3 separate regions of the Homo sapiens genome follow, and regions 1 and 3 are each linked to region 2. Evidence: chromatin loops called from intact Hi-C (ENCODE). Cell type or tissue: Calu3. All regions are shown on one strand.

Region 1 (8,000 bases), 290 kb after region 2:
CCCAACTCACTTTTGTATTTTTAGTAGACATGGGGTTTCACCATGTTGGGCAGGCTGGTCTCAAACTCCTGACCTCATGATCCACCCACCTCGGCCTCCCAAAGTGCTGGGATTACAGGTGTGAGCGCATGCATTATATTGGACCAAAATGCATGAATAGATAGTTTTATTTGGTATTTTTATATTTTTCAAAATCAAAACTTGATCTTTCAAAATAACATGAAGTACATACAAAATATCACCTTGCATTCATTAAAGGAATTTAAAGAAAATACATTTTTATACTAACACAATTTTCTTTAGTCACAAGAATTATAAAACGCTACTCTGGTTTTATGAATTTCTCAAATCTGAGAAAATAAAGGACAAATAAAGAAAACAATTAAAGTATTGATGATTATTATTTACAAGTGATTTCATTTTAATCAAGTATATTTGTTTTATCAGGATTATTGGAAACATATAGCCAATAGAGACTGTCAATTTATACTTACTGCTAAGATGGGCATATGAAACATAGGTAGGCATGGCATATATTCATATAAATTCCTATGTAGTCATAAATATACATAATATATAAATATGCATATACAATAATTTAAATTTATTTAGATATTAGAGGTTGAGCATCTCAAGTCTAAAAATCTGAAATCCAGAATGCTTCAAAATCTGAAACATTTTGGATGCCAATGTAACACTCATAGGAAATGAAATTTGGGCATTTGGGATTTCAGATTTTCAAATTTGACATGATCAGCATTTAAGTATACTGCATGTATTTCAAAATCCCTAAAATAAAAAATTTGAAATACTTCTGATTCCTAGCATTTTAAATAACGGATATTCAATCTGTGCTATATGAATGAATTGGTAAAAATTGCCATAGGGAAATTAGGTTTCCCTATATTTGATAGATCTATATTTGATAGAGGATTGAATTTAAATGAATAGATTGAATTTAAAATTTAGGCCAATTTATTGCTCAATTGGGTGTAAGGTTTTATTAAATCCCTGCTATCATTGTTTACAAGTGATACCCCTACATCTGCACTGGCTTTTTATGTCTTCTTTATTCTTAGATTTAAAATATTTTTGTTTTTTTTCCTGATTATATAAAGAAAAATTATAATTAATAAAGTAATTACTTTTTTGTGTCTAATTCTAGATATTTGAGACAGGTCTCCTGAAATATTAATGGCAATGACAAAAGTTCTTAATTTGTCTCAGGCATTTTATTTATAAAATCTTTGCATTATCTTGAGAAAGTAAACAGTATCAGAAGAGTATTAATTCAATTGTCAATATTTATCTAATTGAGATTCAAAAAGATATGTCAATGTGTTGGTGTCAACTCAATCGTTTTAAACCCTTACTACTTTATAAAATACAGAATTTCCTTATAGAAAATTCTAGAATTTCCATTGTACACCTGTACATCTGCTTGTTTTTTTTTTCATCCAATTGTAATGGCTAAAACCATGTTAAGAGTAATTTTTTTTAGACCGAGTAGTTTTTTGGTTTTGTTTTGCTTTAAGTTTTATTTTAAGTTCAGGGGTACATATGCAGGTTTATTATATAGCTAAACTCATGTCATGGGAGTTTTTTTTACAGATTATTTCATGACTCCAGTATTAAGCCCAGTACTCATTAGTTATTTTTTCTCATCCACTCCCTCCTTCCACCCTCCACCCTCTGATAGGCTCCTATGTCTGTTATTCCCCTCTGTGTGTCCATGTGTTCTCATCATTTAGCTTTTACTTATATGTGAGAGCATGTGGTATTTGGTTTTCTGTTTCTGCATTCATTTGCTAAGGATAATGGCCCCAGCTTTATCCATGTTCCTGCAAAGGACATGATATCATTATTTTTTATGGCAGTATAATATTCCATGCTGTATATGTATCACATTTTATTTGGGTATTTATGTTGATTCCATGTCTTAATAGGTTTTAGAAATAAATGCCAAACATGAACAAAAATTAAACTATTTTTATATATAATGATGTAATATAGAAAACTAATACTTGGAGTATAAAAATTATGACAGAAATTGATTTTATAAATACATAGGAAAATTTATTATTGTTCTGTAATCCTTATTTATTTTGTTAAAACATTCAAAACTTTCGAACTGTTGATCATATTTCTATATGGAAGTGAAAAATAAAACTAGTGCAGCTAACAGATATTTGTTACACTGTAATTTTAAACAGAGAATTGTAGTGTTATTTTTCCCTGTTCCTATTTAAAGCCTTATCAAGTTTGAAGAATACTCTCCTCCTGCATTTCTCACCATGTGATTTATGATAAAATGAGCATCTTTCCATGCTTAGGCAAAATATCAGAACTTTTTGCTAAATTTGGATAAGATTTCAACATGTTACCCTTTGCAGTTTCAGTGTCTTGAAATATCTCTGAATTCCATTAATGGGAAGGTTTTTGCCCATGTCAATTCCTCTGGACATCATTATTTGTATTATAATCACTTTTCTCAATTGTATTGCTAAGATTGCCTTAACTAAGCCTCCTTGGCTGCATATTAGAATCATGGTCAGCTATTTCTTCTATCGTGCCATATATATTCAATTTAAATTTTACTTTCATTGTTATTACATTTATTGTTTGTTGCATTTTACCTTTGTTGGCCCATCTTTTTGATTTATTATTTATTTTTTGTAAAATGACATGTGGGTTTATCACATAATACAATAAAATAATATTACACATTTTGCTGTCTGTGTATGAGCAGAATAACAGATGAATAATCACCTATTACTGTCCAACCTTGATCGATGTGATGTGATTAGTTATTAATCATGATATACAGTTGCTATATATGTAGTGATTTGTAGAATAGGGAGCTAACCACAAACTTAATGCTATATGCAATTATCCACAGTTGATATATCACGGTAACTGAAATTTGTGCTGTGTGTTGTGGGTACTAGTGTTATTTAACTAAGCCATGGTAACAGAAATTTGGGCATACATAAATTGTTCATAGTGATGCTGCCTATATTTGCATGTTAATATATAACTTCAGATAAACCTGCCACAAGGTGGAAATAATAAAAAGTAATTTAATAATCCCTTTCATGATATTATAAACAGTTCAAATCAAACATTCAGAGAAAAACACACTTGTTCACGATTTTTATTGTTAAGTTTGTATTGTTCAATGATACGTATCAATTTGGTCCGTAATTTAAAAAGTGAACCTTAACTATAAAAAAATTCATTGACAGCAAAATAATTTTATCTATATGGTACCTGAATATATCAGTGCTTTCAAGCTGTTTACAAAACTAAATACTTTTATATGTTGATAAATTGATACATATTAAACATATAATAAATTGTTAACATAGCAAGATTCATAAAAACATCCAAAGTATGATTATATTTTTGTAAAAAGTAAAAAAAAAAGATTTCTATTGAACATTATATCTTTTGCTATTTATCTACTCTATCTAATCCTATGTATCTTTGCATAGCACACAGAAGAAGAACTCACCAGTGTTAACAATGGTTTGCTGGTGACTGGAAATGACAGTGTCAAGTAGAATGCATGTAATCAAAAACATGCATGGCTTTTATAATTTTAAATATTTAAAAATATATAGTTTAGAAACTGGAAAGAAACAACCATCAAGCATACTCAACTGAGAACAAATTTAATCTAATGCAATTGTCAAATTTCTATGGAGATAAATCTAATTTTAAACAAATTGTTTGGAAAATTCAATGCTCCTATATCGATTTAAATCATTAGTTTGCACCAAGTACCAAAATAAAACCTGGTTAAATTAAGTCAGTGCACAACCTGTCTTGATATAGGTAAATAGTATATTCAGACTGATGGAAAGATGACAGCAGACAATGGCAGGGATGCCCTGCATGCTGTTTGCATAAATCAACCAACATTCATTTAGCTAATGGATAGAAAGAAAGAAGTTAGTGGATCAAGGAATCAAGATTAAACAGCTGAATAATTAATATAATTTTTTAGGATGTACAGTATTTCAAGGTTTCAGGTCTCAAAAATCTTCACCAAGGGGAGATGAGCTACAGATGACAACACCTGAGTGAATCAGTGTCACATCTGTGTTTCACTCAAGTGCAGCTTCAAATAAATAAGGGTAAAACACCTCTGTGAACAGGTTATGCTACCTGTATGCTGGGAGTCATCAAGTTAAAAATTAGTTTAGATAATATTCAATGTAAACACAGTATACACTACATATAACATACAAATACATATAACGTGGGAATATATTACCACCAAATTTGGCAAATTCTTAATCTATGCCATCTATAAAAACTTTCAAAAGATTAAGACTGACATTAACCTCTTTTTATGTGACAGTCACTTTCATAAAAGTTATGCATGTACTATCTAATTAAGGAAGTGTATATTACAACCAGGGAATTACTCAGTCATCATTTTTTACCTTTAGCCTTCCCAGGCAGAGCCAGCCTAATATAAGTGCTTTCTGGTATTTAGAACAGTGGAAACAGAACAAAGGTCATTTATTAGTCAACGTAGGTTAACCACTATAACAAATCCTTTAGCAGCTTAATTGAAAATAATTGTTTTTTATTTGTGTTTGTTTTCTTCACTCTCACTCACTTCACAGTGCAATGCCCTCCAAAGCTCTCTATTCTGCACAATCATTCAGGAATTCAGATTGTTTCTATCTAGGGGCTCTACTACCCCCAGGGGTCATATAATCTGGCCAATTGTCAAAAGCCTCCAGGGAGGGTGCACAGAGGAAGTATGCAGGCAGTTTTACTAGGGGCATCCTGAAAGTGCCATCCCTCACTCTCCACCGACCAACCCCCATGCCTTTGGCCTGAACTCAGTCATACAGTGCCACCTAACTTCAGGATTCTGGAAAACAGAGGCTATCTGATTTCTCATAAGGAAAAAATGTGACTTTGTGACTATATTGCGTGTCACTGCCAGAGGTCATCTCCCCAGGCATCTCTGGAAGCCATATGAAGAGAAATGTAGAACAAATACAGAGCCTATGCTTCAAAAACACTACGCGTAAAAGAACACACACACACACACACACACACACACACACACACATGCGCACACACATGAACAACAAAAAATAGGTGAATATTTAATGGATTTAAGATGGGGAATAACTTCTCAATTTTCAATGAAGTACACGAAATCACAAAGAAATAAGCCAGTATTCTTTACTAAATGAACGTTTAAAATTATATAGAACAACATAATTAATAATTATTTTTGTGGAAAAAATTACTTGGGAAAACATTTCTAGTAAATATGAAAAGCGATTAATGCCTACTTCTTAGAAAAGTTCTCAAAAATTTAAGATTAACATTAACCTTTTTTAAAGTGTCAGGCATTTTCATAATGGTTGTACCGTTGACCCTTGAACAACACAGGGGTTAGGAATGCAGACTTTCCATACAGTCAAAAATATGCATAGAAGGTTTTACTCCCTAAAAGCTTTACCAATAGCCTGCTGTTGACTGGAAGTCTTATAGATAACATAAACAGTTAACCATATTTTGTATGTTTATACGCATTGCATAAATCACTCTTACAATAAAGAACGCTAGAGAAATGAAGATGTTGTTAAGAAAATCATAAGTAAAAGAAAATATATTTAATATTCAGTAATTGGAAGTGGATCATCATAAAGATCTTAACTTTCATTGTCTTTACATTGAGTCGCCTGAGGACTAAGAAGAAAAGTATGGGTTGGTCTTGTTGTCTCAGAGGTGGGCAGAGGCAGGAAAGGTAAAACAGGTGAAAAAGAGGCAGGAGAGATGGGCATACTTTGTGTGATTTGACAGAAACACATCATAATTTTTTCCAAGTTTCTGCTTTTCCATTTCTCTAAAAATATTTCTCTAGATTACCAATCCTTGTCACAGATTGCAATATATGGTACATATCAAGCAACTCAACTTTTTCTTGTAAAGTCATGATTTTTCTCTGCTTCTCAGGAGCACTTCCAGTATCACTAGTGGCACTTTGTATGAGTCCCATGGTGTTATTCAAAGTTTACTGTAGTGTACTAAGCATGATTAACAATAAGTGAGAATTGTAAGACATCACTTTTATGTTGATATGCAGTTAGAAAGAACTGCTTCCGTGGAGATGATTAGCATCACATGGCATTTTAAGTGGATACTTGTAACACTTGAGCTCACAGCAATAGGAACAGAAGGTGGCTACAACATTATGACAGTAGTAGAGTATGTACTACAGTTAATTTTATGCAGTTATGATTTAATACTGCATCTTTATGTTTGTTTATGTTTCTACTGCAAGTGATGCCATTTACACTCTGTGTTTGTGTATGTATATTTTGATAAATTTTAATGTTTTATAAGAGAAAGTGGATGATAAAATAGACTAGTATCTGTAGTAGCTACAGTATTATAGTATATAGATCTATAGACATTATAGACTAGTATCTACAGATACTAACCATTATAGATTATAGTATTATAGATAGTATAGTATCCATAGATACTAGTATATTTTATAATGGTAAAATAGTATCATTCATTAGATTAAATAGACTAGTAGTGAATGATAAAACAGATGAGTATCTACATATATTTTATGCATTCATGACATATATAATTTTTTAAGCTTTAAATACATATGTATAGACTATGCAGTATACTTGCTAGTTTTTCACATTGTCACAAATCTGGAAAAGTTTTTATAATATATTTATTGGAAAAAATATACACATAATTAGACCCATGCAGCTCAAATCCAGGTTGTTCAAAGGTCAAGTGTACATGTATTGTGTTACTTATTTACACTAAAATCTCAATAATTATTGAGTGTATTTTACTGATAAAGATACCAATTTTCAGAAAGGTCAAAGTAATTTTCCCAAGTTCACAATGTTTATAAGTTGATAAACACTCCAAATCATGAGAAAAAATACTCAAAAATAGCAATAAAAAGAGAAGTGTTAAAACTGGCAAATGAAAATGACATATTATCAAAGATTAAATTTATACTGTTCCAGCAGGTTAAGAAGGAAGAAACTAGGGGAAGGGTGGGGGGGAATGACATACTTAACATATTTATGCCCTAAGTTTCTGTGCATAGGCATTGCACAAGGAATTTTGGGCAAATGAGAAGGACAAATGCACAGAGGCATGCACCTACATATGTGCACACACATGTGCATTGTCTGTGATGTGCAGAGTAATGATCAACAATAATTGCCAATCTCCTAAAACCATGAAACCTGCAGACCTGTTAGACTGTATGGCAGAGAAAAATTAAGGTTGCTTCTTTTGATGGTTTATTTTATAAGTCAGCTTGGCTAGGCCAAGGTATCCAAATATTTGGTCAAATACCAGTCTAGATATTCTGTGAAAGTAATTTTTAGATGAGGATAACATTTAAATCTGTGGACTTTCAGGTAAGCTTATACCTTTCCATAATATGGGCGGACCTCCTCCAATCAGCTGAAGGCCTTAAGAAGAAAAAGACTGACATCTTCTGAGGAAGAGGGGATTCCACTCCAGACTGCTTGAAAACTGGAGCTGCAACATCAACTCTTCCCTGGGTCTCCTTCAGTTTCTTGGCCTATCCTTCAGATATCAAATTTTCCAGTCTCCACATTGCATGTGCCAATTCCTAAAATTAAATCTGTATCTCTGTAGATACACATATCTTATTGGCTATGTTTCTCTGGAGAACCATAACTAATACACTAATCAACCAGCTTCTTTAAATTATACCTTAAGTTCTGGGATACATGTACAGAGCGAGCAGGTTTGTTACATAGGTATACATGTGCCATGGTGGTTTGCTGCACCCATCAACCCATCATCTACATTAAGTTATTATCCTAATGCTATCCCTCCCCTTGCCCACCACCCCCTGAGAGGCCCTGGTGTGTGATGTTCCCCTCCCTGTGGTCATGTGTTCTCTTTGTTCAACTCCCACTTACGAGTAAGAACATGCAGGGTTTGGTTTT
Region 2 (8,000 bases):
ATCCACTCTGAGTTAATGAAATTATGGCAACTATACAGTGTGTGATTAATCATCTATGAAAATAAGATGATATCCCATATATATTTAACTTGCTAGGATACATTTCAATAATAATATTTAAAGGATAAGGTGGCCTCGAAACAGAGTTGAAGTTGTGGATTTTTAAGGTTATGTTAAGCATTGCAATGTGGTACTAACCTTTTTCACAGATGGAATAAAATCTCAGTCTGCAATTTCAGCACCTGCCCTTCAGGGTCTTTATAGCTGATATTTTAAGCAGACAGTAAATGTAGAAAGAACGTTTCATAAAGCATACTCAACAAATATGTGTAAAAATTCAACTCTGTAACTGAAATCCTATTACATATCTATTTAATCTGATTTTGAAGGAAATGCTATTTTTTCTTTCTATAGCAATAAAATGCTACATTTAAAGTCAATCTGTGCATAACTCACTGACATGGATTAAAACTCTAGCTCGTATGGCATTTTTAGCAGACTGTACAAAATGGAAATGTCACCTTTTCTTTGGGGTGAAAGTATTTTGGCTTTCCCTAGAATGAAATATACAGAGTTTAACATTAGCTTTCAAATGAAAAATTCTATTTTAACCTAGAAGTTCAACAAAATGTTAAGTCTGTGAAACTATTACTAAATAACAGAATGTCTAAGTATTTATCCTTGGCCAAAGGTAGTAACTCTATATATTTTTTCTTTTTATTTCTCTTGGATGTATTTGGTAATCCCAATAAACCAGAAGCAATTTCCAAAGATTATGTATGAAAATCTTAATTAACTATGTAATGCATCTATTCATCAATTTTATTTGAAGTATTATTTTGAAAGTTAAATATAGATGATTCCTAAGTATACGAAGTCTACTTATGTGACCAAAATAAGCTAAAATGATGAATGTGATAGAGATCCTGATATCCTCACACTGGGTTTATGAACTCTCCTATAATGATGAGATTATTTCTTTTGGCCCTGAAGACTTGAACTGGTTATACTGACACTGGCCAAAAGAGTATAATATTATATGATACATAACATATGATTGTATCTACTTTATGATATGATTTATTGCTCAATAGAGTGGGGGAAACATTATGCTAAAAAACAAAGAATACAATTTAAACAGCCTCAATAATTATATTTGTCTTCATAGAAATTTAGCAATCTCAACTATAGTAAATGATCAGCACAAAAGTTTGGTTCAATTTTAGAACTAAAATATTATTTTAAATGTCTGATTATCATAGGCTCTGTTAATTCTTTATAACAACATTGCTTATTCACTTTTGTAAATTAGGACAACATAAAGCAATCTGTCTATTATTTAAAAGAATTATAGTATTTTACTTCATTTTTATATACTACAACCCTGTAGATCTTAGCATATTCAAAGAGTTTTGGGTTGTAATTTAGCACAAATTTACTAAATTTGAAATGTAATTTTTCACTAATGTTATCTAATGCTAAAGTTGATATGAACAGTCATGGGTAACTAATTGCAAATAGAAGAAATCTAAAAGTAGATCAGGATATGTAGTCACTTACTGATATGCTTAGGCATCTAGTCATTTGCTTGGCACATTGATACTGATTATTCAGTGACCTGAAACTTGTCTGGGTATCTCTTAAAACAGAAATTTTGGTGTGTAGAAAGTTTTAGTAAAAAATTACTAAATTTTAAGCCCAACAACTATTATACAAAAAATACAGTGCTGAATAAAAGAGAAATAATTTATTCATACAGGAGAATCAACAGGAATGACAGACATGAAAATATTTTCTGTGATAGTGTCACAAAGATAAAATAATAATCTGAAATGGAATCATATGGAGTGACTCTTGCATGATTATACAATTCAGGTTTATTTTATTCAAAATTTAGATGCAAGGCTTTATGCCAATTGTGGTAGATAGATGAGTTTTCTTCGGGGTTTAAAACAAACTTTTTGAGAATAAGAGTTGTAAACATTATGTGTGAATAAATTATTCAATTAATTATGGTAAGTTCTGCTTTCACTCAACATTGCACCCCTAGTGCATACCACACTATTAATTCATGAATAAACGAATGTGTGGCTAATTAGATGAAGGGGTAAATTAGTAACCACAAGAACATGGAGGAGAGGCCACTTACTATGTCTTGGGAAAAATAAGGAATTATAAGTATTATAGAAAATCCTGTGGTCATGCAAGCTAGTGAGTAGTTTGACATGTTATTCATAAATTGTAAGCAGGGAGGGCACCAGAATATTTTTTCATGTTTAAATTATTGTGGCATAGTAGAGGCCAGAATAAATTTAGAGTGAAAGGTTGAAATGTAAATTTAAGAAATTTGAAATTTTTTGAAAATTTTGTTTAGTTAAAAAGTATCCAGAGATTCTACAAAATACCGAAAGGTTTAAACGGACAGAAGGATATTTTAAGAGGTCAACTCAGTAAATAGCCTAGTGTGATGAGTCTATTTTTTGTTTTTGTTTGTTTAATGTTTTTTCAAAGATGTATATACTAAACACCCTAGATAGACATAGTAATTTTATAGTGTTACAGATAAGCATCATAAATAATACACCTGGAGTTTATTCAATGGAGTATAATTTTAGGAATAGAAAATACTATCCAATATCGATGGCTTAAGCCAAATACTTGAAATAAAAAAATGATAAAAACAGGCCAGGCATGGTGGCTCATGCCTGTAATACCAGCACTTTGGGAGGCCCAGGCGGGTGGATCACTTGAAGCCAAGAGTTTGAGATCAGCCTGGCCAACATGGCGAAACACTGTCTCTACAATAAATACAAAAAATTATCCCGGCATGGTGGCACATGCCTGTAATCTCAGCTACCTGGGAGGCTGAGACGCGAGAATCACTTGAACCCAGGAGGCAGAGGCTGCAGTTAGCCGAAATCCTGCCACTGCACTCCAGTCTGGGCAACAGAGTGAGACTCTGTCTCCAAAAAAAAAAAAGAAAAAAAAAAGAAAAGAAAGGGATTACACATATTCTTACAACATGATTGTCTCTAAAATTGAAGGAAGAAAATAGTTCAGCTTTGTAGTTTTTAAAAAAGCCTTCTTTTTATGGGTAATTAAGAGTAGATATTGTTTGTCTGTGTCAATATAAAGAAGGTTAAGAGGAACCTTTATTTAAAATTAATTTTACATGTATATACTTCACTCAAGTACATTTTAAAAGTTCAGAATAGCAGCATATTTTCTTTAGAGTATCACATGTATAACAAGTCTATAACTGCCTTTAATAATCAGTCTTATTTATTTTAATTATTTTAAATGTTATATTTTACATTTATGCATAGTTAGAAAAACATAATTCTTCTTTCCAGGCTTTTATTTAATTTGAATAACTTCATCCCTAACAGTTATAAAACCATGATAAGGTATTATTGCAGAGCGTTGGTAAAGTAACCCTGAAAGATTTCGGTGTAGCATAGCCCATAATTTAATATTCCTCTGCTCAGAGTTAGATAATTCTACTTTCCATTTTAACATTTAAAAACAAATCCCCAGAATTAGAATATGCAACATTAAAAAAGAAGAAAAAGAAATACATAGTAAACATGAATCAATTTAACAGGAAAAGTGTTTATTTTGTTGACAGTGTTTATGGAAACTTTATTCAATTATTTGCTATATTTGAGTATATGTATGGTATGTCTACTATGATTTCATCATCCAAATATATTTTATATTTATACTAAAATGTCTTAACAAAAACATACAACAATTTAAATTTAAAAATCTATTGAAAAACCAAAAGTCTAAGAAAGAATGTTATACACACATACAGACACACACAGACACACACACGCACAAAATTCTTATAAGATTGTGAAAGGTACAAGAGGTAGCCTCTAACTCTAACATAGCTCCTAGTGATTTTTGTTTTCTAGTATAATGTGTGAGTGTGTATGTGTGTGTGTATCTCCAAGCTTATAATTTTTTTATATATATTTCTACATCTATATCTATCTATCCCTTGAGTGTGTGCTATATTTTGTAACTTGCTTGTAAGCAACAGAATATAACAAATTAATGGGATATCATTAGTTACCAAAGACCTGTGACTTCCGTATTACTGGCTACCTCTCACCCTCGCTTGCTCTCTTACTTGCCCCCTCTGGTGGACAACAGATGACAATTCATGAGCTCTCCTGTGGAGAAGACTCCAGCCTGTGAGGAACTGAGTCCTGTGTCCAACAACATGTGAGGAACCGCTAAGTCTTTGAATGATCTCGGAAGATAATCTCCCAGTTGAGCTTTCAGATGACTGCAGTCCTGGCTGACACCTTAATTGTCGCTTCATGAAATCCAGAGTCACAGGGCCTGGGAAAAGACATCCGTGTCCTTAAACATGGAAAATGTTAGATAATAAATGTTACTGTTAATAAGATATTAAATTTTGAGATGACTTGTTATGCAGGCATAGATAACTAATACAATCTTTTTAAAAACAAAAGCTAAAAAACCCCATAAGCTTGGATAAAAAAACATTGTAATATGTATACATTAATAATTACATAAAACCAATAAATCAAATAGCAAAATATAGTCTTTATAAATATTAGTACCTGTATTTAATCATCTATTAAAATCATTTAAAATATAAATAACCCTATGATAAAGATAAAGTTTGTAAATATATTATTCACGCATAGGCATGTAATAGTCCAAACAATACATAAATATAATTATATTTGTTAATGCTAAAATCTATTAAATGTCATAGCATTTTACTTATGCATTTATCAAAATTTTGTAAACATGGTAAGGTACTGTTCAAAATTGACTTGCCACTGCCAATTATGGCTAAAGAAAGTATATTTTTTTCTTACAGACATTTTTGAAGAGCTAATAGGAACCATTAAAATATGTCACCATTTTAATCCTATAGTTTAATATTACTATAGATTATTAAAGGTATTGGAGACTGGTAAAAGACTTAAGAAATAATCCATCATATATTTTGCCATTTAAACAATCATTTTAACATAAATGAATGTTAAATAACCATTTTAAAATATATTTTTTAAGTGCAAATCGCATAAGATCATATAAATGTGTATAAAGACAAAGGTAGGGAAAACAACAAAAAATTAAATCATATATTTAATGAAAATAGTTTAAAAGAATATTCAATTCAGATTTTCACAGCCCAACATGATGTTATTCATACATACTTTTATGTAAAACTGAATAATTTAACTTTTTAACAAGTTCAGATTATGATGTAATGGTTACTGGGGTCATATGTGGACAGATCATAAACTTGTGGGTTTTAAGAAATTTTTACTACAAGAAACAAATATATACTTATTCCCAAACACATCAAGTTGTATACATTAAATATCTAAAGCTTTTTGTAGGTCATCACACCTAAATAAAGCATTTTTAAAAAGATTACATTTCTATTAAAACTTAAGTATTAAAGTACTAAAACTGAAGTACTAAAGTACTAAAATAAATTTGGCCCAAGCTGTTGCTCAAGTTCTGGCTGGACTGCTGACAGGGAGGGGAATGGGGCAAGAACATTAGTTTCTCCTGACCAAACTGGAGTGGCCAGCCATCAAAGAGTTGGCTCCACAAAGGGCCTTTAAATTGCTGGCAATTGAAACACACATATATTATTTGCCTTAATTGTTCTCAAACATTTCTTAATATCAATTTGAGATGTTGCAATCTTTTCCTCATGTTTTCAGAATTAACTGGAAAACGACGACTGCAGTGGCAGTAGTGGGGAGTGGTAATCGAGCAGATCTGGGTTCTGGTGGCATGATGATCACAGAACTATTAAAGCAAGCTCATGAATAGGAGATTAAAGCACAAGGCCTCAAATATCCTGCTTATAAGCACATATTAGTCAGTGCCCCATAGACCTCTTAGAAGATAGGGGGACACACTGAAGGGAAGCTGAGACAGCCTGGGGGTAAGCAGGGAAAGAGAGCGTAAAGAGAGTAACAAAGAAAATGTGCCAATATATAAAAATATGGCTACTTCACAATGGTGAAATTACGGAATCATTTTTTATTTGCAGCCTCCCTTTTTTTTCTCCAACCATGCATGTGATGAGAAGCAGGAGAAAGTTAATCCAACTTATTAAAAACTAGAAACATGATAATTCTAAATTTGTATATATTATTGAAACATAACATTAGAGATTTCTTATTAATGGTTTAAATTTTTCAAATGTATTGTCACACAACGATATAAAATAAATTGAAGCATTTACATGATTTTAATTTGATAATTTCGATAAAAAGGATATTTAATTCAAAATATCATTGTCAGCCTGGGGGAATACAAGCTATTTCTTTCTCTTATAAATAGAACACAGAAAGTTTTTTTATTCCTTAGGAAATTCTGTGAATACAAGTATTAAAACTAAGACTGAGACAAGTGATTGACAACAGTTCAGCGAGTTCAGCAACATTCTTTTGCTTTATATTCAGGATGTGCTGCCTGTAGCATAAATTAGTCTTAAACCTTTGAGTTTTGTCCTTTTCCTTTAAAGAAGTAGCAATTGTAATATTTATGCTTTGGCTCATCTGCCTAAGTGAGCTATGACAATTAAGGCACATTTTTTGAATAAGTATTTCAAAGCAGCCTTCTGATTATCAATTTGGGGATCTTTAAAGCAGAATAAAAGAGAATCAAAAAATTGGTATTTGACGTAATTTTGTAAACTAAATTAAAACATTGGTTATTGTACATTCATTGAAATTTTAATGCTCCTTTAAAAATGCAATAATAAGTAACACTATACTGAAAACATTCTGAAGAAGCCATGAACACATTTATTATTCCATACAAGGAATTATATTGACATTTCCTATTTATCTTGTCTCTTTCACTATAAGAAAAGCTCAGTGAACTCAGATAGTAGGCCATGTTTATATTTGTATTGGCAGCACAATAGGATATATAATATTGTAAATTTATATTTGTTACCTAATTAACTTTAGTAAGATAATAAAGAAGTTTAGAGAAGTATAAAGTTGATAATAATTATGTAAAGACAACAATCATACTGTTTACACTTTAAAATCAGTGAAAGTTCTTAGAGTACCTACTTAGAATTATTAGAGCTTAAGTCTAGATTGATCAATCATTTCAGATATGAGTGCTGGAAGTTAATTTTAATTTTCTCTCTCATTAGTGTTTACATCTATCTAAAGCAAAAGATAATAGTATTGAGTAAGGTAGAAGAGAAAAAAATGCTACATTCAAATAATTAATATTTTATTTAGGCAGAGTATTCGTTCATTTTCACACTGATAACAAAGACATACCTGAGACTGGGTAATGTATAATGAAAAAGAGGTTTAATGGACTTACAGTTCTACGTGTCTGGGGAGGCCTCACAATCATGGTGGAAGGTGAAAGGCACATCTTACATGGTGGCAGTCAAGAGAGAATGCGACCTGAGCAGAAGGGGAAACTCCTTATAAAAACATCAGATCTCATGAGACTTATTCACTACCATGAGAACAGTATGGGGGAAACCACCCCCATAATTCAATTACCTCCCACCAGGTCCCTCCCACAACACATGGGAATTATGGGAGTTACAATTCAAGATGAGATTTGGGTGGGGACACAGCCAAACCATATCAGGCAGATTCAAAGGCAGAAATAAGATAAATGTTCTTATATTCTTATATTGAGAAATATAAGTCGAATTCTATGAAGTCTTTGCAGCTGACTATATGGGCTCATTCTCTCTGGAACAGTGTCAAAACAAATGCCCAAAGTAAAATTTTCTTCCCTTTTGTAATAGTCATTTTATATTGAGAATGAATCATTGTAGCAACAAATACGGTAGATAAACAGTCTGAATAAATGTCTGAGTAAAGATAAGTGGCATGATGTTCTTTTGGCAGTAAAAGGAAATTCACTTTTGACATGTTCAAGAAAATGACACTAATTGAAGTGTTCTCCTCACTTATCCATATTTGACCATTATACAGTTTCGT
Region 3 (8,000 bases), 370 kb before region 2:
ATTTGAAAATGCTGACTTTAACACATTGGTGGTACTAAAAGTATCCAGCTCGTTTATTTGACATGAATTTTCTTACTATTGAAAGTGGATTTTTACTATTTTCTAGGAAATAATTTTAAATTAAATATTGTTTCTGCTATACTAGAACTAATAATGATTTGCTACAGATAGTGACATATAATATGGTTATTAAGAAATAGCTGAATGGAATAGATAATAAAACAAGAAAAACAATAACCTTTTAAAATGATTAATCCTGCTGAACTTAAACAATATATAAAATGGTCACTGAGGACAATATATGCTTGCCATGTAAGTCATATCATCACTTTCCACCACTTTCATCAAATTAAAAATCACTTCAATACTGTATCTGTCAGTGTTCAGTAATGTCATATTGCTACTTATATCTGGAAGTCATGAGAAATAAAAAAAGATAACTCTTGCCAATGTTAATAGCAACTGATGAATGAGCATTTTTCTCAATTTCTCAGTCTTCCTGCTGTTAAGATATCTAATTTGAACTGATATGAAATATCAGGCTCACAGTTTAGAGGAAAACATTCTGCCAGTTATGGTCAGGGAACTGCATATTTCTAGCTTATCTTCTTCATTGTAAACTCTCTAACACCTAGAACTCTACCTACCCATAGTGGACACTCAAAAATAATTTGCTGAATGAATAGTAAATGTGGACAAACTAAACAAACATGATCAGGTAAAAAATTATTATTTGATAATATGAAAAAAGCAGAAAAAAAGAAAATTTCTTTTTTTAGAGTTTTCAAAAATAGGTAAATGTTTATTGCAAAAATTGTGGACTGTATTTTTCAATGTTATTTTTGCCTAGTAGAAAACAAGGTTATCTTTAAGTTATTAATGTAAATTACACAAACATTTATATCTGAAATATAGATTTGCTATGATTTTAATATACACTCAATTGTCTCCAGAGTTGTGATATTGTCTTTGCCACGGATATAATAACCATAGTGGGAACTCTACCTTATAGTTAGAGGTTAGAAATTGATAAATTATTTAAAGAAATCAATACTCTAGCAACTACTAAGCAGAAAGATAAAATCTGGAGACATCACATTGTCTGACTTGAAACCATACTGCATGGCTATAGTAACTAAAATAGCATACGACTAGTACAAAATAGACACATAGATAAATAGAACAGAATAGAGAACCCAAAAATAAAGCCACATACCCATAACCAACTGATCTGCGATAAAGTCAACAAAAACAAACAATGGGAAAAGGGCAACCTATTCAAAAAATGATGCTAGGAAAACTGGCTAGGCATATGCAGAAAAATGAAAAGTGGACCCCTATATCACACCATACACAAAATTAAGATGAATTAAATACTTAAATGTAAGATCTGAAACGACAGAAATCCTAAAAAAAAGAAACTCTTTTGGACACTGGCCTAGGCAAAGAATTTATGATGACGACCCAGATTAAATGCAACAGAAACAAAAATAGACAAATGGGATTTAATCAAGCTAAAAGTCTTCTACACAACAAAATAAACTATCAACAGACTAAAAAGACAAAATTACAGGATGGAAGAAAATATTCGCAAATTATGCCTCTAACGAGGGACTAATATCCAGTATCTACAAGTTACTTGAACAACTCAATAACAACAACAATAAAAAGCCCACTAAAAACTGAGCAAAAGACATGTGCAGACATTTCTCAAAAGAAGACATACAAGTGGCCAACAAACATATGAAAAAGTGCTTAACATCACTAGTCATCAGATAAATGCAAATTAAAACCACAGTGAGATACTATCTCACACCAGTCAGATTGGTTATTATTGAAACATCAAAAAATAACAGATGTTGGAAAGGATTCAGAGAAAAGGGAACATTTAGACACTGTTGGTAAAGATATAAATTATTTCAGCCTCTGCAAAAAACAATATGGACATATCTCAAATGACTAAAAATAGAACTCCTGTTTGACCCCAAAATCCCACTACTGGATATCTACCCAAAGGAAAAGAAATCTTTATATTAAAAAAGACATTTGCACATCATATATTTATTGCAATACTATTCACAATGTCAGAGTCATGGATTCAACCTAAGTGTCCACCAGTAATGGACTGGATAAAGAAAATGCGGTATATATACACAATAGAATATTATCCAGCAATAAAGAAGAATGAAATAATGTCCTTTACAGCAACATGAATGAAGCTTTTTAGGTTGTTATTGTAAGAGAACTAATTCAGAAATCAAAAAATCAAATATCTCATGTTCTCACTTATAAGTGGGAGCTAAACAATGAGTACACATAGATATAAAGATGGAGACAATACACTCTGGGGACTCCAAAAGGAGGGAGGTAGGAGGAGGATCCAGAGTTGAAAATGTACCTATAGTGTTGAATATTTAGGTGATGGAGATACTAGAAGCCCAACCCCCTCCATTATGCATGTAATTCCCATATAACAAACAAGCACATGTAACCCCTGAGTCTAAAATAATATTAACAAAATAAATAAATAAAACTAATGGCAGAAATACTTAACATTGTATAGAGAGGGTTATGGTTTTAAAATTTAAGACCAAATCAAAATGGATTTTCAATCAGTTTCTTTTGGACAACGTTTAGATATTCCTCTTTTTTTAATTGACACATCTCACCTTTCTAAAGTTAAAAGACTAAAAAGTGCTACAATTTGATAATTTTGTAAATTGTGATACACTGTAAAGCAAAATGCTAAGAAATATAACATCTTGTCCCAAACTTATTTTTGTTCAAGTGCATCAGCCATAAAATTGAATTCCTGATGTTCTCTCAGTTATTTTAAAAGTAACAGGTAGGCCACTAAACATTCAAAAATGGTATTGTATTTGACATGTAAATAAAGATTTATTCATTGTTAGTACTATACTAAAAAGCAATTTGATATTCTTGCCTAAGTAGAAAAATATATCGAAATCTAACAGGCCTGGCTCACTACTGAGGAGTCTGGCTCTTGGTGAAAAACCTGCATAATTTTTCAGTCCCAGCCACAGGCAATTGCAGAGGCTTTACCTGACAGTCCTCAAGGAAGGTAGTCACCCTCTCTGGAACAGACTTGGTGCACAGTCAGCACATTGCAGTCTCTAAATTAGAGAGTTGCAGTCAAGGACTCAGGCAAACTGGCAGATCACACCCTTTCCATATTTAAACTTCTATCTCCAGCACCTCCATTTCTCTTTCTCTTTTTTTTTTTAAACCACCACTCGGTTTTTATATTTTCAATTAAACAAAATATAAAAAGAATCATGTAGCCATAACCCAGATTTAGCCATTGTTAATATTTTTGCCACAGTTTATATTTTTTTCTGAAGTATTTTAAAGTAAATTACTTAATAATACTTTATCTCTAAACATTTCATATGTTGGAAATAAGGACATTTTCTCAAATAACTGCACTATTAGTATCACATCTAACAAAATTGACATAACTTGCTGATATTATCTGATACTCAGTACCAGAAATGTTTTCTACAGCTATTCAAAATGGGATCCACTAAAGAATCACTCACTGCATTGGCTGTTATGTCTCTCAAAATAGAAAGAACACACAGTGTCTTTTTTCCCCCCAGACATTATCTTGTTGAAAAGACTTGTCCTGTAGAATATTCGACTTTCTGAGTTTGTCTAATGATTTTTTCATGGTGTCATTTAAATTTTCCTTTATCCCCTGTTTTTTCTATCAAGTGAATCTTAGCCTATGAAATATCCCAGCACCTTCATTTCTAGAGTCTCTTCGAGGCCTGGCAAGAGTCTCTTCAGATGTCTCTGCTGAGGCCTCCATATGGGTGAAGGAGGGAGAAAACAAAGACGATTTTCCCCGCTCTGATTCAGCACCCAGCAGTTTCCACCCCTAGGCCCCACTCTGTCACATACCTCTCTTCAGAGTCTCTCCTCATGGTCCAATGGTTATTTCAATCCACAATCCACAGGTAAAAATGGAACAGAAGGAATCGGCGTTTCTTTTGGACAATTACTTACACCATCACGATAAGCACTTAAAAGATTCTCTTTCATTTTTGGCTTGTGGCTTTACTTGCTACTCTGATACCTGGTACATCAAGTTTCTTCCAGCTGAGCTGAGTTTCTGACACCTACCAAAACAAAAATAAATTCAGAGGTATACACCTTTTCATAGTTTGTATTGAAATACTATTGCTTCTATTAATAACAATATGTAAAGTAAATAATGTATATTACTTCATTAATATGTATAGGAAAATCTTCATTGTAGATACAATAGACTTTGTAAAATTCAATGACATTTTTGAAACAAATGGGATGTTAAAACAACATACTGAAATGAGAAAGGTTTCCTTGTCCCCCTAGCAGGACGTCCAATGGAGGTGTGACTCACTCCTTCAGTGCCCTGCTCCTCAAACCTCTAGGGGAGCATACAGGCAGGCAGGCTGTGGGGCTCCAACCCCACGGCAGTGTCTAGGGGTGAATGTTTACAGCTCCTGAAGCCCCAGTGGGTGTATGTTACAGGGTGCTCTCTTAGTTTGCCATCTATAGGCGGCCTGTATTAACCAGCTCAATTAAACCCCCTTCCTTATTACAAGGACAGACGGATTTCTGTATCCTGGGGTTTCTTGCCTTAGTGTACCTGAAGAATCAGGTCACATGTGGGCTTGGAGAATGAGTGCAAGGCTCTCCGCTAATGGGGGAGCCAGAAGGGAGATGGTTGTCCCCAGAAGCTGGGCCGCTAGATGGCCCCAGCTCTCCTCCAATAGCCCCAGTAAATTCTGCCTCGTCCCACCTGTGGATGGCCTGCCAGTGTGCAGGGGTGCTCTTCAGCTGGCGTGCTCTCAACAACCAGCCGCTTGAGTGTTCTGCCGCCGATGCGTTCCTCACGACGCCCAACCACTTCTGTGTCTTCCCGCCAGGGTCTTGGGTTTTTATAGGCCCAGGATGGGGGCGTGGTGGGCCAGGGTGGTCTTGGGAAATGCAACATTTGGGCAGGAAATGCCTGTCCTCACCTAGGTCCCCGAAGGCGGAGCCCTAGCCGGGGAACAAGACCTCCCCTGTTCTGCACTTCCGTTCCGGCTTCCATATCATTTAAAGGGACCACACTCTTCCCTTCCCATTCTGGCTTAAAGTTAATATATTAATTCTTTAACCCATTCTGGCTTAAAGTTAATATATTAATTTGAATGTTTTTGCAAGAATCACCTATATTGGAAATATAAATATGTTCCAGTTTTTTAAAAGGGAAATGCTTTCTTATTGAGAGCCACATCTATGATCCTCACCCACTTGCTTTTTTATTTATTCAATAAATTTATATTCAGTATCTAAAATTTGCCAATTGCTGGGCTGATTACCAGATACATAACTGTGAGGCAAGACAGAAAATATCCCTTATCTCATAGGTTTTATATTTAAGTGGAGTATAGAACACAGTTTGTTGAAATTCAGAAAAACCATATTTTTATCAATCCAGGCAGTCACAAGTGTGTTCAAATTCTAGGGGAAGAAACAAACCCTTTACCTGCATGGAATAAATGAATAATAATTTACACCTATATTTTTGTTTGTTTGCTTGTTTAATTTACTATCATAGTATTATTAAGGAAGTTAAAATTACCAAATTACAGGATTGAAACAAAAAAGTTTTTGTTAGAAGATTTTGGAAAAACTTATTTATAACTAGGCACCAGATATGAAAATTTTTCTTCCTGTAACATTTTTCTTAAATTTCCCACTTCAGAAGGATCTGTAAAAACAGGGGAATGGGATTATATACAATATGAGTGTTAATATTTTCCTGCCCCATCTATCCCAGGGCTTGATCCATTGTCTCATTAATAAAGCTGCATTGTGACTGGGACATAGGCTATGGACACAACAAGATGGACTCACTGCCACTTTAAAACACGTTTTTGTGTACATTTATAAATGCAGTAAATCCCATTGATTAAAGGATATATATATAGATGTATATGTATATGGATTAAGATGTATTAATATGTATATATCAAGATATATACATATATATATGGATTAAAGGATTCTCTGATTCTCTTCTATTTTTAGGCTTGTTGCTTTAATTGGTTACTCTGACAGCAGCCAATTCTCCAGTGGCTCAACTCTTTTCCAGCTGAGCTGAGTTCCTGACACCCACCAAAACAAAAACAAAGTCAGAGGTATATACTCTTTCATACTTTGTATTGAAATAAAATTACTTCAAACAACATGTAACCTAAACAATGTATATTCCTTCATTAACAATTCTGTGAAGAAAATTATTCTAGATACCATAGATTTTTTTTAGTTTGATGACATTTTGCAAAGGAATAGAATGATAAAATCCAATTGCACTCTACCGTGCAATAATTTCTGTAGCTCTTGCAATAAACCTGTGAGGTAGGTATTACAATCATACCCAGTTTACAAATGAGGGAACTGAACCTCAAGGGGAGAAGACGATGGTGCAGACAAGAGCACTAGCTTTTAAATTATATATATTTATATATGATATATATGATGATATATATATTATTATATGATGACACTGTGTATTCATACTTCTTATTACAAAATATATTTGGATAACTGATTGGCACTTTTACAAGCATCTGATTATGATTTCCTCAGGAAAGGCAGTAAAACTAGCCAGTAAAAATGTCTGTTTATTTTCTATAACAATACACATAATTTATCACCTGATGTTGACTCAATTGATCAAAATAATTTCTATTCCTAAATTATTTTTTATTTAGATACATTATCTTTGGTTTGCATAAATTATATAAATCAGTTGACATTGTATATATACCCAAATCATTATAGTTAGTATTTTGGATGAAAACTCGATTTGTATTACGATAATTATAGTATCTTCTCATCACAAAATAACCCATAATGGGGAGTTTTACTTTTATTATGAATTTTATTTTTTTTCTAGTCACAGGTACTCCTACTAGGGACACATATATTAGCTCATTTTTATATTTGCATTTATATTTTTCTGATATTACTTTTCTACAAAAATAAACTAAACACTTTCAGAACATATGTTAGAAAGTGAAAATAACCATTTCTAAAAACATTCTTAACTTCAAGTTTATTTGTGTAAAGGGTTAAGATTACATGAATGTCATCTTTTTATGAAGTACCAAACTCTAGTTTTATTACTAATTCCCTTCTGTGTGGAATCAAACACTGCATATGGCTATAACATTGATTTCTAATTTTATGAAAATTGCCCTACCAACAGCTGGTCCCTTGAACAAATGAATATGTCAGTGACTGATTACAGATTAATGACATAGCTATTCTTCAAAGGTATAGCAATTCATATTCAAATTTGGTCTCTTTGTAGTTTAGAATGCTTAGTTAAACCAAAAACTCTTTAGCTTATGCAATTAAATACTTTTATTTATATAAAATTGAATGCCTTTGAAGATATATACAGTTTAGAAGAAAAAAAGGATTGAAAAATTTCAATTTAGGTTTATTGAAAAGTACATCTGCTTTCAATGTGATTTATCAAGATCAGAATGAAGTAACTGCTAATCAAATTTGCCTTAAAGCATCAGACAATATTATGTTATCTGACACGTTTATTTAGAGCCAATTTTTAAACATTTATTCAACTTCTACAGATGTAAAAGTTCAGTTTAAAAATCAGAAATTGCTCTGAAATCCTTATTGTCAAGCACATTGAAAAATATGTCATTACTCATTTAAAATGCTGTAGAATTCTTTTCAAAAAAGTTTTCCAGATTTTAATTGACTAATTGTAATTATATATATTTACTGGGTACAGTGTGATTTTATTTTACATATCTATATTGCATAATGCTCCATTCAGGGTTGTTTGTGTATCCATCACCTCAATTATTTATTATTTTTTGTGGTGAGAATATCTAAAAGTCTCCCTTTTAGCTATTTTGTACTACACACTATTCAACTGTTAACTATAGTTGTAGCACAGTGAAATAGAACAC

The links. Hi-C counts contacts between places; a loop is a spot of excess contacts. Peaks named below come from ENCODE experiments on the same cell type or tissue, not always from the same donor. Only the 100,000 strongest peaks of a DNase experiment are listed, where the experiment ranks them.
Region 1: a loop joins it to region 2, with 2.7 times the contacts of the local background. A loop is called at or near these places in 2 of 110 quality-filtered maps.
Region 3: it touches region 2 in a loop (11-fold over the local background); 2 of 110 quality-filtered maps call a loop at or near these places.

What each region holds. Positions count from the first base shown.
Region 1 is chr1:188,486,400-188,494,399 of GRCh38, reverse strand. No RefSeq gene overlaps it. Among named protein-coding and RNA genes, the nearest start is that of LINC03121, 270 kb to the right of the region's middle. In Calu3, no CTCF peak of the experiment used is centred here; a DNase peak (open chromatin) is centred at 4,889.
Region 2 is chr1:188,778,575-188,786,574 of GRCh38, reverse strand. No RefSeq gene overlaps it. Among named protein-coding and RNA genes, the nearest start is that of LINC01035, 120 kb to the left of the region's middle. RefSeq lists an enhancer at 4,043-4,337. In Calu3, a CTCF peak has its summit at 4,165 (motif pointing left); a DNase peak (open chromatin) is centred at 4,144.
Region 3 is chr1:189,146,684-189,154,683 of GRCh38, reverse strand. LOC105371657 (a long non-coding RNA gene) reads right to left here and starts at 4,921. Exons shown (of 5, transcript XR_002958413.2): 1 at 4,808-4,921; 2 at 3,925-4,142. In Calu3, a CTCF peak has its summit at 4,762 (motif pointing right); DNase peaks (open chromatin) are centred at 4,443 and 4,913.